Regions from separate parts of the Homo sapiens genome. Here region 1 is linked to region 2. A link is a loop called in an ENCODE intact Hi-C map of the cell type or tissue named here. Cell type or tissue: MCF 10A. All regions are shown on one strand. Links, peaks and the distances in the headings refer to the core of each region. The heading gives the core; the rest is flanking DNA.

The links. Hi-C counts contacts between places; a loop is a spot of excess contacts. Peaks named below come from ENCODE experiments on the same cell type or tissue, not always from the same donor. Only the 100,000 strongest peaks of a DNase experiment are listed, where the experiment ranks them.
Region 1: it touches region 2 in a loop (10-fold over the local background); 17 of 110 quality-filtered maps call a loop at or near these places.

The regions. Positions count from the first base shown.
Region 1 is chr1:61,208,315-61,212,707 of GRCh38, forward strand. All of the region lies in intron 2 of NFIA (nuclear factor I A), which reads left to right. Among named protein-coding and RNA genes, the nearest start is that of NFIA-AS1, 43 kb to the right of the region's middle. In MCF 10A, for the core only: a CTCF peak has its summit at 2,511 (motif pointing left); no DNase peak of the experiment used is centred there.
Region 2 is chr1:61,047,436-61,051,828 of GRCh38, forward strand. No RefSeq gene overlaps it. Among named protein-coding and RNA genes, the nearest start is that of NFIA, 33 kb to the right of the region's middle. In MCF 10A, for the core only: a CTCF peak has its summit at 2,641 (motif pointing right); a DNase peak (open chromatin) is centred at 2,626.

The sequences.
Region 1 (4,393 bases), core at 176-4,175, 160 kb after region 2:
AGTTTGGAAAAGTATGGTCCATGCCAGGCAGAGTGAGCTCAGAAGAGGAAGGGAAATATGTAGTGTTTTAAGAGCATGAAGAGGAAAAGACTACTCTGGTAGCTTTTCTATCTGTATGTTTGTTTTGGCTTTTAGTCTTGAAAAGACTCAAATTCTCTTTCCCATCCTTTATTTCTAAATTCAAAGGGAAGCAGTTTGACATATTAGAAGCCCTGTCTTTGGAGTCAGGAAGACCTGAGTTTGAAACTGTGTGTTGTGACCTTAGACAAACTACTTAATCTTTCTGAGATCCAGTTTGCTGTCTGTACAATAGGAATAATAGAAGTCTATCATAGGATTGTTATAAGGGTTAAATAAGACATTGCTTATGAACCTTATACGTAGTGGCTTGCTATTATTCTTGTATTAACAAGGTTGTCCTGGCATTTCTTCCTACTGTTAATTTTCACAAAATATGATATGTCTTAAGCTTTATTATTGAAAATAATAAAGCTTTAAACTTTTAATAAACATGTCTGGAGTCTAAGATGGAAGATGTTAAAAAGGGCTCAGACGTGATTGGTTTCTTGATGATTAAGTAGTGGGCAGTCAAAGATACTTGTTTTATGACACATTTAGGAGAAAGTACTGAATGAAGCTCTTAACAGTAACAGCCCCTTTAATTAGGGGACCAGAGTAGAGGAGTCATTCCCAGCGCTGCCTGGGAGGAGGATGAATTTCCTGCTGTACTGGAGTAGCCCTGGGCAAAGGACCCAAAAGAACTGCTGTATTAAGGAAACCTGGAAACTAAAAAACACAAGAGTTTTGTTTTTTTTTTCCCCTGTCAGATATTGGTCTTTTGTATTCCAGTGGTATTAAATGGAAATGGGTTTTTTCAGAGGAAAAGTAATACTTGAGAGAACTCCATTATCTATCAGATTTATATATTTTGCCTTAGAGAAATGCAACCTGTTCATTGTGTAAAAAGCCGTCGTGTGTATACAGATTTGCTCTTCTGGAAGCCATCAATAGCCAGCTAGGGTTAAACAGGTTTCCCTTCCCCTAAATGGTTTTGTTATTATTTATTTATTTTGTGTTCTTTTAAAATTTATTTTTCCATATAATCTCTGTGAGGGCAGGGATCATACAGCTCTCAAGGTACACATCACAGTATGCAGATAGGCCCAAAATAAACAAACATCTTTATTTTTAAAGTTTTTTAATTATAAAAAGTAATACGAGGCCAGGCACAGTGGCTCATACCTGATACCTGTAATCCCAGCACTTTGGGAGGCTGAGGCGGGTGGATCACCTGAGGTCAGGAGTTTGAGACCAATCTGGCCAACATGGTGATACCCCATCTCTATGAAAAATACAACAACAACAACAACAACAACAACAACAACAAATTAGCCAGGAATGGTGGTGTGTGCCTGTAGTTCCAGCTACTCGGAAGGGTGAGGCAGGAGAATCACTTGAACCCAGGAGATGGAAGTTACAGTAAGCAGAGATTGCGGCCACTGCACTCCAGCCTGGGCAACAGAGCAAGACTCTGTCTCAAAAAAAAAATTAAAAAGTAATATGGGATTATTATAGTTTGGAAAATACAGAAAAATGGAAGAGAAGTCAGGTACAGTTTCACTGTCCAAAAATAATTAACATTAACATCTTGGTATACTTCCTTCCAGCCTTTTTCTGTTAGTACAGAGCTTTATGCTAGCTATTTATGATTATGAATACAGATATATCCTAAAAGATCTTCTCATGCTGAGCCCAGGTGTTGTAGGATAGAAACTGATGGTAGCCAGGCAAAGTGTATAGACATAAAAACTGGGATGACAGAATCACGGGGAAGGGTATAATACCTTTGGGTTCCTTAGCTCAGGGCTGTCTCATTTCTGCAGCAGGCAATGTGGTTTTCCTCAAGTGGAATAAGATTGCAAAAGGAAGGTTGGTAAGCTCAAAAGAAATCTTCACATTGCCCCTGTGATAGGTAGCAAAGGTGATGAAACAACCCAATTTTGCTGTGTTATGGTATTCCTGTTTTCAGAAAAATTAAAAAAACACAAAAACCATTTCTTTGAATAAATTCAGGCTTTAATGTACTTTTTTCCCCCAGAACATTTCTCCTAAGGGCTTAAATTATTATCACATATGGAGAAGGAGACTTAAATATGAGAGGATGTAAGATCCTTAAGCATGTACAAATTTTCGTGGCATCTATCACAGTCCTGAATCCTGAAAGACTATTTTCTGTTGAGTTAGATCTTTCCTTATAAATGCTTTCTGGGATGGCCCATGCATCTCTGACAGTTCTCATGCTGAGTCATACCTTGTTCTGTTAAATTTATCCATTATTGGACAAAGACTGGAAGAATGGATATGACATTGGGAAGTGTGCAAGACTTCCACAGATCACTTGTAGAGAGGGATGATTTCATTGTAATCCTACCTCACTGGACACCTCAAACCTGCCAGTCTCATCTGTAAAGTGAGCATTTTTATCCCCTTTCCTTGGCTCTCTTGGCTCCATCTACAGGCAACACTCAGGTGGACTTCTTTACTGAAGAGAAGAGCGTAATATTCTTCTAGTTTGCCTAGCTCTTTGGCATTTAGAAAACTAGAGAAATGCATAAATTTAGCAAAGGATCAGGGCCAATGTGATGGCTGAACTGGCATCATTTCACATTTTTCATGCTCTGTATTTATAGCAATAAATTTCAAGTAAGAAAATAGATTGCAAGGAGTATGCTGTATTAGGAAGGAAGTTTGTACACTTTCGTGGCTTATGGGTATCTTAGTATAACCTTTTCTGGTTGAGTGAACTGTGTCATTTCAAAAGCCTGAAGACATTGTGATGACTGCTGCCTCCATAATGGCTACATTCTAGGGGCTTTGCCCTGAATCGCATATATTAACTCAAAAAACAAACAGTACCCAGTTTTTATTGGGAAAATTACAGTACCAGAAGTTATGTTTCTCAGTCATTGAGACCTTATGAAGCCTTAATAATATTTAGAAGATTCTGGTTCCTTGTCTTCCTTTTTTGAGTCAGCAGTTGGTCACAGTTCAGAAATGAATTACAAATTACAATTTATTAGTAATGATAATATTTAAGTAGTAATGATGATGATAAATAGTAACAGCTTATTTTTTAAAAAGATACCAAGCTAAATGCTTTCATGGATTATCTCATTTAATTGTCTCAACAACCTTTTAAGTCTTATATTTTTATCATTGCCGTTTTATAGATGAAGAAAGTCAATTTTCAGAGAACTTAAATAACTTCTCATAGATGTCTAGAGCAAATAAGAGACACCAGGAAATATTACACCCAATTAAACATGTTTTCTCCCACATATTCCGTCAATTAGAGACTTGTAGAGAAGGGTGCTATTTTTCTTTTCATTTTTATTTTTTTCGAGACAAAGTCTGGCTCTGTCACCCAGGCTGGAGTTCAGTGGTGCAGTCTTGGCTCACTGCAACCTCTGCCTCATGGGCTCGAGCCATCCTTGCACCTCAGCCCCCAAGTAGCTGGGACTACAGGCATGCACCACCACACCTGGATAATTTTTGTATTTTTTGTAGACACTGGGTTTTGCCATGTTGCCCAGGCTGGTCTCGAACTTGTGAACTCAAACCATCTGCCCGCCTGGCCTCCCAAAGTGCTGGGATTGGTTGCTATTTTTCAAATGTGAGAAAACTCCTTTAGAAGTTTTAGTCTTCATGAGTCTTATGCGCTTAGGGTGTGGATTTAAATTAGCAAATTGGGTTGTTGGATTTGTAGTTGCAGCAGAAAGGGGTTGTTTGTGGATTTTTAAGTAGGGGTGATAGCATAGGGGCCTGCTTTTAAAAGAGGGATAAGCAAGCAAGGAACTTTCAGTGCTTAAGGGCACAGGTGGGGCAGAACATCAAAGACAGATTCCATCTGTGCTAACATTTCACCTTTACTCCACTGAAAATTTTCTAAGATGTCACCTTTGAGACACACTAAAGCTTATTTTTCTAGACAATTAACAAATAAATTACATTTACTCCAAGGACAGTGTAATATTAATCTATAAGGATATTTTAGATTTTAGAAAGCATGAGTTTTGAATTCTAGTTTATTATGCAGTATGGTCTGTGAGCCATGAATTGTCTTCATCTTTATGTCCAGCAGATAATGTGGTAAGGACTTCTTAAAGCTTTTTGAATAATTGAATTAATGAATAAAATTTATAAAGTTTTCTATCATCTACTAAACATCTGCTTGTGAATTTTAAAGAAGCTCATTTTCTATAACATTAAAAAGAGGCTGTAAAACATCGTTTTTACTAACAATTTCATTTTATACATTGCAGTTGTCCTTATTGATAAAAGAGAACTTTGTGGTTTGATGCATAAAAGAAAATTTACTATTCAGTATAGTTGG
Region 2 (4,393 bases), core at 257-4,256:
TAAAGGTAGATTAATGTTAAAGTTAGATTCTGACTGGACATGGTGGCTTGAGTCTTCAGTACCAGCTACTCAGGAGACTGAGGGAGGAGGATCCCTTGAGACCAGGAGTTTAAGGCTACAAGTATGCTATCACCGTATCGGTGAACAGCCACTACACTCCAGCCTGGGCAACATAGCAGGATCACAACTCTAAAAGAAAAAAAAAAAGGTAGATTCTGAAATATAGTGAAATACAGATCTAGGGCTCCTAGAGTAAAAAAAAAAAAATTTTTTTTTTTTTTTGAGACAGAATCTGGCTCTGTCGCCGAGGCTGGAGTGCAGTGCTGTAATGTCAGCTCACTGCAACCTCCACCTCCTGGGTTCAAGCAATTCTCCTGCCTCAGCCTCCCAAGTAGCTGAGATTACAGTGCCCACCACCACACCCAGCTAATTGCTAATTTTCGTATTTTAGTAGAGACAGGGTTTCACCCTGTTTTGGCCAGACAGGTCTCGAACTCCTGACCTCAGGTGATCCACCTGCCTTGGCCTCCCAAAGTGCTGGGATTACAGGCGTGAGCCACTGTGACCTGCCAAAAAATATTTTTAAAAGCAGAAAAAATACAGCAACTATGGCTTGCATCCCCATGTCTTTGTTTCCTCATCTTTAAAATTGGGATAATGGGCCAGACGCAATGGCTCATGCTCATAATCCCAGCACTTTGGGAGGCCAAAGCAGGAGGATCCCTTGAGCCCAGGAGTTTGAGGCTGCAGTGAGCTATGATTGTGCCACTGCACCCCAGCCTGGGTGACAGAGAGAGACCCTGTCTTTAAATAAATAAATAAATAAATAGGGATAATGTATACCATATGAGATTGTGAAAATGATAATTAAATCATTTAATAGAGGCAAATGATAATAAAAATAGTAAATAGTAATAGTAAGTCATCCACAAATATAAGATGTTGTTTGGTTTTTTTGGTTCGTTTTGTTGTTGTTTCTGAGACAGTTCTAGCTTGTCACCCAGACCGGAGTGCAGTGGTGCCATTTCAGCTCAATGCAACCTCAGCCTCCCAGGCTCAAGCCATCCTTCCATCTTGGCTGTCGAAGTAGTTAGGATTACAGGCATGGGCCACCACGCCCAGCTTTTTTTTTTTTTTTTTTTTTTTTTTTTTTGTAGAAATGGGTTTCTCTGTGTTGCTCAGGCTGGTCTCCAGCCTCTGGGCTCAAGTGACCCGCGCACCTCCCAAACACTGGGATTACAGGCTTGAGCCACCACATAGCCATTGTCTTTTTTTTTTTTTTTTTTTTCTCTGAGACAGAGTCTCACTCTGTTGCCCAGGCTGGAGCGCAGTGGTGTGATCTCGGCTCACTGCAGCCTCCACCTCCCAGGTTCAAGTGATTCTCCTGCTTGACTACTGAGAAGCTGGGATTACAGATGTACCACCACGCCCAAGTAATTTTTATATTTTTATTAGAGATGGGGTTTCGCCATGTTGGCCAGGCTGGTCTCGAACTCCTGACCTCGGGTGATCCGCCCACCTCGGCCTCCCAAAGAGCTGGGATTACAGATGTGAGCCACAGCACCCGGCCTACAGCCGTTGTCTATGAGGAGATAAGCTAGTTATCAAAACTCCCCATAACCCATCCTGTTTCCTACTCAAACACTGAAACCTCTTAGCTCTCTCCCACTTCCTCTAAGGCCCTAATCTTCAAGGAACAGAAAGAAGCTAAACAGTCTTACAAGTTAGATTTCTTAGAATAAAAGATGGGTTTTCACATTAGAAATAGGTGAAAGTTGGCTGGGTGCGGTGGCTCAGGCCTGTAATCCCAGTAATCCAAGCACTTTGGGAGGTCGAGGCGGGCAGATCACCTGAGATCAGGAGATTGAGACCAGCCTGGCCAACATGGTGAAACGCTGTCTCTACTAAAAAATACAAAAAATTAGTCGGGCATGGTGGCGCGTGTCTGTAGTTCCAGCTACTCAGGAGGCTGAGGCAGGAGAATTGTTTGAGCCAGGGAGGCAGAGGTTGCAGTGAGCCGTGACCGCGCTATTGCACTCCAGCCTGGGAAACAGAGAGAGATTCCGACTCAAAATAAATAAATAAATAATTAAAAACTATTTTTAAAAAAGAAATAGGTGAAAATTCCTTAGAAGGCACCTACAGCTTCTTACCTACATCATCTCATTAAATTCTCACAATGACTCTATCAGACAGGTACCACTATTCCCTCTTTTGAGGGATGAGGAAACAGAGACTCAGGGAGATAAAGTAACTTGCCCAAGGTTACACAGCTATTCTCAAGGAAACGTAGTGCATCCCATGAAAATAGCCTGGAGTCGAGATACTGGAGTCAAAGTGCAGCCAAAATTGTCAGGGTGCAACCTGCCTGTCCAATCAGAGCTGCTACTTCTTTGATACTGGAATCCCCCAATTCCTGAAATTAACACCCAGTTCTCCACTCCCCAAAAGCACACGCTGAGTGCCCTCAGGGCTCTTGCTGTTGCCAACGGACCTATAACTCGGTACAGGCTCAGGCAGCTGAGAGGAGGCTGTGGACACAACAGGCCTTGCTAGGCTTGCTGGGACGGGGCCACATTACTTTGCAGGCGCGTCTTTCTCCTGCCTGCTATCTAGAGCTCGCCTGTAGGTGGCGCCCTGCTTCGCTCAGGGGAATTTGGAGGGCGAGGACACGGGTCACCAGCTGCCTCCCCTGAAGGCCAATTTAAGTTGTCCCCTGGCTTGAACTGAGCGCAGGAACCTCGGTGATGGGGACATGCCCCCCTCCCCGCGCGCTCTTCCTCTCCCAGCCCCCCTGCCCTCCCCTCTCCAGGGGCTGGCGGGCCCGCGCTTCCTCCGAGGTCGGGCTACGCGGCGCGATCTCCAAGCGCTGGGGCCGAGCTTGGCGCTCCGGGGCGGCGCTTCGGTCCCCGACCCTCGGGCCGGCCCGCTGGCCCCCACTCCGCTTCCTCCCGGCACCCGCTTCGCCGGCAGCTGTAGCGGAGGTGGAGGGATGGGGGACTGTGACCCCCGTGAGTGCCGGCGGGGCGGGGCAGCTTTAAAAACTTCTGAAAGGCCTGGTTCAAAGCCTCAAAGGATAGAACTTGGGCCGGAAGGCGGTTTCCACGGAGGGGCCTAAAAGGGGGCTGGGGGTGCACCTGCAGGGCCAGGAGCTGCGGCTTGGGAAGGGGGGCCCGGTCACCGCGAGCGCCGCAGTCCCCGCCCCGCACTCGCCGCCCCTTGGAGCCGCCGCGGCCCCGCCCGGGCCCTGCGCTTTCATCCTCCCCACGGGACAGCGGCCGCGCGGGGCGGGGGCGGCTCTGGCCGGCGCGCTCCCGGCGGGGTCTTCCTTCCCTCCGGCCCCTCCCTGGGAACCCGAGATTTCGCCGCAGAGCTGAACTCCCAGATTTTAACCCCAACCCCCCCGGGCGGGAGGCCGCGGAGAACCGGGAGTCGCGACCGAGGAAGCGTCCCCAGTCACCTCCTAGCCCCCCACACAGAGCCCCGGGGAGGGTGAGGAGGAGGAAGAGCGGGAGGAAGACCCGCGCCGGTGGGTGGGGGCAGGGAGGGGGCGTCCGGGGTCGCAGGGCGGCGCTCCGGAGAGTGGCCCCGGCGGCGTCCGGAGTCGCTGCGGCCGCCGTGCCACCTCGGGCAGGTGGGGGGGGGAATGCGCGGCCGCCGCCAACCAGGGTCGCTCCGCCGTAGACGCCGAGCAGACGCGGTCCGGCGCTCGGCCGGAGAGCCGGCTAAGGGGCTTTTCATTAGCACCGCATTAGGAGGACACTCATCCTCCAGAGTCCTTCCCGTGGAAGCTCTTGAGTGAATTAGGTAAATGATTTGCTCCATTTGTAGTTTCTGAAGATATTTTCTCAGATCTTCAATCGAGCGCTTTAGCCGGGGAGCATATCTGTGGGGGCCTCCTTCCCACTACCTAGGGTCTCACTCGGTGACAATTGCTGAGTCAGTGAGGACGTGTGGGGAAAGGTAAAAGTGGAATTGAGCAAAGCTGAGTAATTTAGCTAAGGAAGAGAAATCGCTACTGAAAATAGAATAGTTTAAAAATAAACTACATAAAGTTTATTCTTTTGCTTGGAGTCCTGCTCCTTGATCCGAGAAGGTAAAATCCATCAGAGTTGGGAGTTCCCTCCCCCCCATTAGCATTTATTACACTTTTTCAAAGTTACTGAAAGACTTCTTTTAGTGAATTTTAAGAAGCAATCGTGGTTGACATTACAGGCATCAAAGGTTTGGGGAACAGATGGGTAAACTTCCGAAGAGCTTAGTTGCAACACTAGCTCTCAAATTTAGTGTCAACTTTTATTTTAAAAAATAAAATAGGGTGGTGTTTTTATTAAACTTTTATATTTCAAGAGGTAGAGAACACCGAAGAGGAAAGAGACTGAAGGGAAAGTAG